Regions from separate parts of the Mus musculus genome. Here region 1 is linked to region 2. The links are chromatin contacts, found by Hi-C or POLR2A ChIA-PET in ENCODE. All regions are on one chromosome and are shown on one strand. Each heading gives the region's core, a stretch centred on a gene start or an enhancer-like site at or near the end of the contact. The rest is flanking DNA. Distances are from core to core; before and after follow the strand shown. Region 1 overlaps Btbd9 (BTB (POZ) domain containing 9). Region 2 overlaps Btbd9 (BTB (POZ) domain containing 9).

Region 1 (3,988 bases), core at 1,148-3,647, 40 kb after region 2:
CAATAATTGGCAGTAAAGCTGCATTATGTGGGCTCCACAGACATGCTATTTATAACCACACGCTTTGAGGGACCCCGACATTGCTGGTGCAGCTTTCATATCAAAAGAACCACTTAAGAGAGCAGCTGCTCAAACCAAGTCATGCAAATGCCTTCAACTCCTGCATTCATATACATTTATGCCCAATGTAACATCAAGGGCGGCTCACCCTGACTTTTAAAATCTGAGTTTTATTGACTTAGAATACCATTACATTGTCAGCCCACGAGTCTCTTTACAGTTGGTGCTCACACCACTGACCTCCAGGCCAACACATAAAGTGGGCTGTAAAAGGGGGCTGGAATACCCATCAGGAGCCCAGTGGTGCGTGTGCCAAGTGTCACTGAGAAGACTCTCCCAGGGGACTGCAGTGGGCCAGCTCCATGACAGGAGGGCACAGGGGCCGGTGCTCTGCCTTCCTGCCTTTCTAAAGCAGCCCAGCGAGCGTGCTGGATCTGAATGTGGACAGCGAGGGGTGTTTAAGGAGGAGCCTTTGCTCCACACCGTGGAGGGGAAAATCACAGGAAGTAAAGGCAGGAGCAGAAAGCAGGAGGAAGGGAAGAGCCAATGCTTCCTGCCCCAGGTCTCTGCTGCAATCCAGCCCTCACAGCAGAACGGAGGAGATGCTGGCCTTGCCACTGATGGAGCCATCCTGGCACAGGGTGTCTGCAGGGCAGCCACAGCCCTGGGCCACGTTCCACTCTGAGGAAGAACCTCATTTCAATGTGACTCACATACAATGGCACCCACTCTTTAAAGACATACTGGCTTTGTTTTGGCTTAGTTGTCAGTATCCCCACAATCAATTTCAGAAGCTTAACCTTTATACTTGCAGAAAGCAATCTGGACCCTGAGGACGGTCACCGGGTGGGCGTTCCTCACAAGCCCACACGGGGTGGGAGTGGGGTGGGGGGGGATGGGGGTGGGACTGGAGTTTCAGCTCAGTGCTTCTACTGGTTTACTCTGGGTGCTTGCTCTGTGTTCAGGAAGTCACGCAGCTGGTGGTCTTTTGTAGCTCCGTAGTGCTGCACACACGGGTGCTTTATTCCATTTACTTGGCAGGTAATATGTGCTCAGCATAGCATGCTTTGTGTGCCATACTTATCCAGGATCTCTGAACTGTTTCCACTCTGGGTAAGGCCGTGATGACGAAGGCCATGAGTATGTACGAGGAGGCAGACCTGTCTTCCACATGGGAGGCCGGTGAACCTCAGCTCCCTCTGCCTTACTTTCCTGAAGAGTTGTATTTTTTTTTAAAGTTGTCATTATATGCCACATATAATGTCCTTTGCACATATGCCTGTCATTACCTCTTTATCCCCTGCCACTGGGTCCTCCTTCCCAACAAGGTCCTTGCTATTTCGTGACTTTCCCTCTTAGCCGAATGGATTTAACTAAGGTTGTCTGCTGAGCACAGTGGCTGCTGCCCCCACGAGCAGAGGTTACACCACTGAGGTAACGACTGTGCAACCACAGCTGCCTTACAAGCCCCCCCAACACACACACACACACACACACACACACACACACACACACACACACACTGGCTCATGTATGTGCTGATGGTCTTATGCGGGGGAAGTCACTGCTCCTGTGCAAGTCCTGAAGACAGTGCTGCCCAGGCCTCCCTCCCTCTCAGCCTCCAGGTCTTTATATTCTTTCCAACATGTCTTCCGTGAAGCTAAACAGCTAGATTCTTAAAGCCAGAGATCACATATGATTTTGGTTAAATTCCATTTTCCCCTTGAATGGCTGCTGAGAAGGTTACTTCCACAGACTTCCTAGGGAGGCCAGCAGCACAGAGAATCCACTTTCCAGAATTCCAGTTGAGAACTTGAGCCTGAACACAGCAGCAAGCATGACCGTGGCATCCGACTGCTTCACTTCTGGCAGGTGCTCAGCCGCTTTCGGGAAGAAGGCCGTGTTCCAGTCAATGGGAATGACTACAGGCACCTAGACAGAGCCCTCAGCGATGGCTCTAACCAGGAGTGAGAGCTAGCTCGTGTACATGGGCTCGGATACATGTTCCACCCAGAAGAGCTGTGTCTTCAGGCTGGGAAGGAAGGGAGAACCCGAAAGAGCCCACAGAGGGTCCTATCACGTTCCTCAAGAAGTGTGTGATGAAGATTCTCAACCAGGAAAGAGGTAAAGCACTGGTGAGAACTGTAGCTACACAGAGGGCTTCCCTGGAGGTTCCTACGTGCAGCTCATTTATCATGGCCTTCTGAAACAAGCCTCTCTAGAACATGGGTTAACACCGCATAAAGAGGCCAGACCTCCCCTCAAAGCCCCAGCTGGCTGGCCCTATTCAGCAACCCTGCCCTGAGGCCACTGTGGCTCAGCCTGGGAAAGCTCATGACCTTCTGGAAGCCGCCCAACCAGGAGGTTGGCCCACTGAGTTTGTAATCCTAGTTTTAGGCAGGGTAGTCAATGTCTCCTTAGTGACAGATCTCATCTCTCCAGATCTGAAGGATGACTCTGATTTTCACTCTTGAGGACAGTGAGCAAGAATGTAGTTTGCGCCAGGGTAAATCTCACCTTGTACTCGTCCACAGCAATAACCTGTATCTAATTACGATTAGTGTGACAAAGTCTATGTTGCAATGTCATAAAAAGACAGCACAGCACCCGCAGTCTAATTACTCAACACACCCTCAGTGTATCTGTCCATTTACTTTCATGATAGTATCTTTCAGCTCCTAATCATGCCTGCCTCTGTTGAGAAGCACTGTGTTTCTGGGCTGAACCTGAAGAGAGATCAGACAGACCTCCAAGTCTATCAGAGAGACTTCTTAGCACGTATTTACTTCCTGACAGGAACAGTGTCCCTGCTGTACTGCACACAGGGCTGGGTGAAGACAGGGCTCAAGGAAGGCTGAACTTTCAGCAGCCTCAGCATCATCTTCGCTGGCCGGAGCCTTTCTCTGCTTCCTTTTGGCAGGCATGAAGTGTGAGCTGCTACCCAGTGACAGAGGAGCATAATCTAGGGGTCGGTGACCTTTGTATTCATCCCCAGCATCACCCACCTCTCCAGGAGGACTGGCTGCCACATTTGCATGCATAATGTGCCCAGAAGCCTTCTTTACAGTGTTTACTTCTCTGTTGCTTCCAAATGAAATCACTGAAGGGCAAATTTGATTTTCAAATCAGTTTTAAAACATCTGCCTTCTAAAAAAGCAAGAGTGGAGAGATAAGGCTTTGAGATTACAGGCTCGGGCTAATTATTTTAACTGATACCACTGTGTCCTGGCTAAAAATATACATGCTAGGATGTCTTTAACGCACATCCAACACCTACTGGGTGTTAATATTTCATTAGGAGATAGCAGCCAGGCCTGAGGGTGTGCCTGTGATTCAGAAGGACAAGGTGGGCCTACGACCCTTCTGCAGAGAAGGACAAGGTGGGCCTACGACCCTTCTGCAGAGAAGGACAAGGTGGGCCTACGACCCTTCTGCAGAGAAGGACAAGGTGGGCCTACGACCCTTCTGCAGAGAAGAACAAGGTGGACCTACGACCTTTCTGCAGAGAAGGACAAGGTGGGCCTACGACCCTTCTGCAGAGAAGGACAAGGTGGACCTACGACCCTTCTGCAGAGAAGGACAAGGTGGACCTACGACCCTTCTGCAGAGAAGGACAAGGTGGACCTACGACCCTTCTGCAGAGAAGAACAAGGTGGACCTACGACCCTTCTGCAGAGAAGGACAAGGTGGGCCTACGACCCTTCTGCAGAGAAGGACAAGGTGGACCTACGACCCTTCTGCAGAGAAGGACAAGGTGGGCCTACGACCCTTCTGCAGAGCCAGCTTTCCTGACCTTGTGCTTCTGGCACCTGTGTCTGTTCCAGCTGACTCTCAGTTTTAGCCATCACTTCCAGGAGGAGAGCTGTTTAGTATTTCTCAGGCTGTCCTTTTGTTCTGAGGTTGTGGCTTTGCTCTGGGAGTGGAGCTG
Region 2 (4,135 bases), core at 960-3,459:
GATAGGCTGTCCCGCTTACTCTCTCCATTGGAGGGCTTCCTAAGTTCTGATAACCATGACAGACAGTACTAGGCTAGTGACATTAGTCCAAAATTCTTCAACATAGTCTCAAGCAGATTTTCAGGATAAGCACCGCATTCTGCCAAAACATAATGGCCTGTGGACATTTGCTGCTAACTGTCCTCTCCATCGGGATGCGACCATCCACACTGCTCAGCATGGTCAAGTCTGTCACAGCAATACTCTAGAACCTGACACCAGCTTCTCATGGTTGTGCTCAAAGAGACACCATGATTAAGGCAATTAAAAGAGAGCATTTAATTGGGGGCTTGTTTATAGTTTCAGAGGTCCAGCCATGGTGTCAGACAGGCATGGTGCTAGAGAAGTAGCTGAGAGCTTACATCCTGATCCATCGGTCAGAGGTAGAGTCTGGGACTGGGAAGGGCTTTTGGAATCTCAAAGTGCACCCCCAGTGATACACCAACAAGGCCAGATTTCCTAACCCTCAAATATGAGCCTATGAGGGTGGGGCGAGCCAACTCAACCACAGGTGAGTTCTATGTCCCAACATGTGGTAGACAGTAATCAACCAAGGGTGCCATTTCAAACCCTGCATTTGAACGTTCCCATAGCATGTGATGTTTAAGGTAAGCATAATGCCCTGGCTCCAGCTGATCTGGTGCAGGGCTTAGCTCTCTTGCTGCTTCATCCTTTCTGGGCATCTGAAACCTGGCCTGCCTAGGGTCGACTCTCCTCAGGTCGTGAGGTTATAATCTGTGGGGACATGGGGACACCAACTCACCTGCTCTTGGCCTCTGCTGTAGATGAGCTTTCAGGTTGATGTGACCTTTCAGAAACAAAACGGATGCCTTGCCTGACTGCAGCTGCAGCTTGCACTCCTACAGATAACTGGGTCTGGGCGGAAACTTGTCAAGACGCACTGATCATTTCCTGCACACTGGAACACTCCATCTGCTGATATGGAGGCGGGCAGTGTCCTCATCTGAGCATGAGTAACCGGGGAAAGTTTTCTCTTCCCTCCATGGGAACTGGACCACTTTGTGATAGCATCTGCTGGGGCCTTCCTCTGGCTCATCCAGGGGCCCCTGGGCAGTCTTTGCTCTGAGCTACAAGCAACAAATCCTGATGCAGGGTGCATCCCCCATTGAACTCAGAGCCTTCTGGTGGTCCCTTCTTGTCCCCTAGAGTGACATCTGGAGGTCTGATCATGCAGCTGGTCTCTTCTCAGATCTGACCCTGGCTCCCACTTTGGGGAATCAGAGCTTTGCTGTGGGAGTCTGCCTGGACCTGAGTGCACCTAGCACTCGCTGTAGGCCAATCTTCCGAGAGGTGAACAGGAAGTATGATACCTGAGCACAGGCTCCTGAGGGATGCACTGACTGGGGACACATCCACCTGACTCACATTGAGGTGCGCTGTGACCGTGTTCATCCACAGTTCAGCAAGCATTCTAGGTGACCCTTGGCACCAGCACACAGACTGGAGAAAAGACCCAGGGGCAGTGCCCGGAGTGGTGGCAGTGTAGAGAGAGGAGGCAAGACACACAGTTGCCAGCTCCTAGCTTGTCACAAAGATATAGAGTCCACTCAGAATGACAAGGAAGTGAACCTACTATGTTCAGAGTGACAGGCAACATGGTATCAAGCCACGGGATGGCTAGAGAAGGGCTGCTGGGCCAGGCTGTGTGGCCCCGGTGCCACCCCGACCTCATGATACAGGAAATGAGTTCTGCACAGGCAGCTGGTGTGCTGATGGTGGGGGATCGAGCCCACAGAGTCCCCATGGCAAACAGGGTTGGGAACCCTGGGGGGAACCTGCAGGGGCTAGGCTTGGAGAACAGAAGGCACAAACTCGGGTATCGAAGACACTGCTTTATTTCTATGGTGAGCCCGTCATGACCTTGTACACACATGAACTAAGGGTCACAACACAGCTTGCTAAACAAAGATGCCACACCACCTCAGGAACACATTGCAAACACTGCCCTGGACGCTTCCTTAGGGAGCCATATCCAGGGTGAGCATGACCCACACCATGGGGGAGGGCACTCACAATCTTCAGAGGCCCACAAATGGAGGGGAACTGACTACTTATCTCTGGAAGATCCAGTCTACACAGGTTTGGTCAGAGCAGCTCACAGGCACTGTGCATCACCACCCATGGGGAGCCATCACCTGCTTTCACTGCAAAGGCACCCCAGGACAGTTACCATTCTGGGTGCTGGGGATGGGTGTGGAAATGCCACTTGAGGACATCAGCCCCAAGCCAGTCTGACAAGGAACTTCCTGGCTCTCTCTCGGGCTCACGTGGTGTCCTAGAAGGTCACTTTTAGAAGGCCATCCTGAAACCCAGAGCTGCCCGAGCCTGGGTTCCCAATCCCCAGTAATCCTGGCTGAGAGTCCCTCCATTCTCGCACAACTATGGCCTGAAGCTGCTTTTAGAGGGATTATTTCTGTGACTGTCAACACCAGTACTGTCACCATGTCAAGCTACAATAGGAGGGTGGAACATAGGCCTGAAGCAGTCCTCGGAGCTTGTAGGGGAAGCCTCAGATATATCTCCAGGGCAGCTCTGACCCCTGGGGCTCAGAGATGGAACCCACTTAGAGGCCCTGCACTGGGATTTCCCACAATGGGCTGGGACCCCCCGCTTTGCACCTCCACTGCCACTGGCTTTCAGAGATGACATCCTTAGCCCTTGGGAAGACTGAGAGGCTGGAGATAAATGGCAGGGATAAGCTGTGTGGCCCTAGGCCACCACTCCACCTAACTGCCTAGGGCTGTAAATACTCCACATGGCAAGTCCTGAGAGGACATTCATCGTAAATTACAGGGGACATTGTGGCCTTGGCTGGGGGCTGAGGGTGGACCTGTCTTTCCAGAAGCCCCACTCAGTTTGGCTTCTAGCCCCAGAGACTGGAAATAGGGTTTGGGTGGGGACAACAGAGGACCAGTGCCCCAGACCCAGGTCAGGAGTGGTGTGCCAGAGAGGCGACACGCAGCCTCTGCTAGACCGAAAGCTTACTCTGGAACAAGTAGTCCTGTGCATCTTTCAACGTGAAGGATGAGAGATGGGACAGAGAGGAACAGACACTGGAGGGGTTGGGGGATGGGCTCCTTCCCTGCCCTACGGAAGCAAAGTGCTGCCCACACAGACTCAAAGGCCTCTCACTCACCCAGTGCCAGGGATGCCCAGGCCCTCATCCGGGGGAGAGTTGGGTGCCCTCCAGCAGCCCATGGCTACCTCAGCCACTTTCCTCTTCTGGAGACCCCAGAACCCTGAGTATGGGGCGTCCCACCTGGTGGCATAGGGTATTGTAGTGCCTAATGAGCACCCACCTCTTCCTGAGGCTGTTGTCAGGATGAAGCCAATGACCATGCTGCAAAATAACCAGAGCTTGCCCAGTGCCCACGGTGCCAGCACCTCAGCACTGCTCCAAAACACCATGCGCCACACAGGAGGCAAGGTGCTTAATGGGGGACCTCCTAGGAGGCACAGACCTGCTCTGACCCGTGTTTCTATGCAGGGGGAGGCCTGCAGTCCTGGGCAGGACAGAGCCAGGTCACTGCCAAGGAGCCTCTGCACGCCAGGCCCCACTTTTGACACAGATTTCACCCCATCCCCCCGTGGTCTGCAGAGGCTGTGATTGCGATTCTGTTACTTCTGAGTTAGGGCAGGAGATTGACTGGTCAGCTGTGTGCTCAGAGCTCTGACAATTGCTGGAGACGGCTTAACTACTAAGCAATTTTTTTCCTTGCACAATTCAAAACTCATTGGTGGGGAGGCAAGAAATCAGTCTAACAAACACGTCCATCTCCTGCAGAAAAGAATTTCTTTTCCCAATGCTTCTAGGAATGAAACACTTGTATTTGTCAGGAATCAACACTTCATTTAATAAGACTGGAAAAGTGACAGCTGGAAGAGCCATTGAGAAGGACCCACATCTACCATGGGCTTGCAGCCCCTCCAAGATCAGAAGTAGTACCAAGGGCTTAGGAAACTCTGAGCCTAAGCGCAAGACTACCTCTGTGGCTGCTTAAAGCTGCTGTGCAGAGAGCAGCTACCCTCCAACCCACCTACCCCACAGCCCAACCTGTCCAGCATCCCAGTTGTT

Evidence for each region. A loop is a pair of places that touch in the nucleus more often than their neighbours do. ChIA-PET counts read pairs that join two places held with the same protein, here RNA polymerase II (POLR2A).
Region 1: a map of gastrocnemius shows a loop between it and region 2 (1.8-fold over the local background). The contact joins two enhancer-like sites. A Hi-C loop is called at or near these places in 2 of 37 maps with a recorded cell type or tissue (both gastrocnemius). POLR2A ChIA-PET finds 5 or more read pairs at or near these places in 1 of 5 experiments (embryonic stem cell).

Annotation. Positions count from the first base shown.
Region 1 is chr17:30,253,722-30,257,709 of GRCm38, forward strand. The region is part of intron 9 of Btbd9 (BTB (POZ) domain containing 9); the gene reads right to left. Among named protein-coding and RNA genes, the nearest start is that of Zfand3, 250 kb to the left of the region's middle. Within about 2 kb of position 2,398, at least 1 of the 3 ENCODE cell types and tissues checked has a DNase peak (open chromatin) inside an H3K27ac peak, as active enhancers do.
Region 2 is chr17:30,213,647-30,217,781 of GRCm38, forward strand. Btbd9 (BTB (POZ) domain containing 9) reads right to left here. Exons shown (of 11, transcript NM_027060.1): 11 at 1,878-4,135. Among named protein-coding and RNA genes, the nearest start is that of Zfand3, 210 kb to the left of the region's middle. Within about 2 kb of position 2,210, at least 1 of the 3 ENCODE cell types and tissues checked has a DNase peak (open chromatin) inside an H3K27ac peak, as active enhancers do.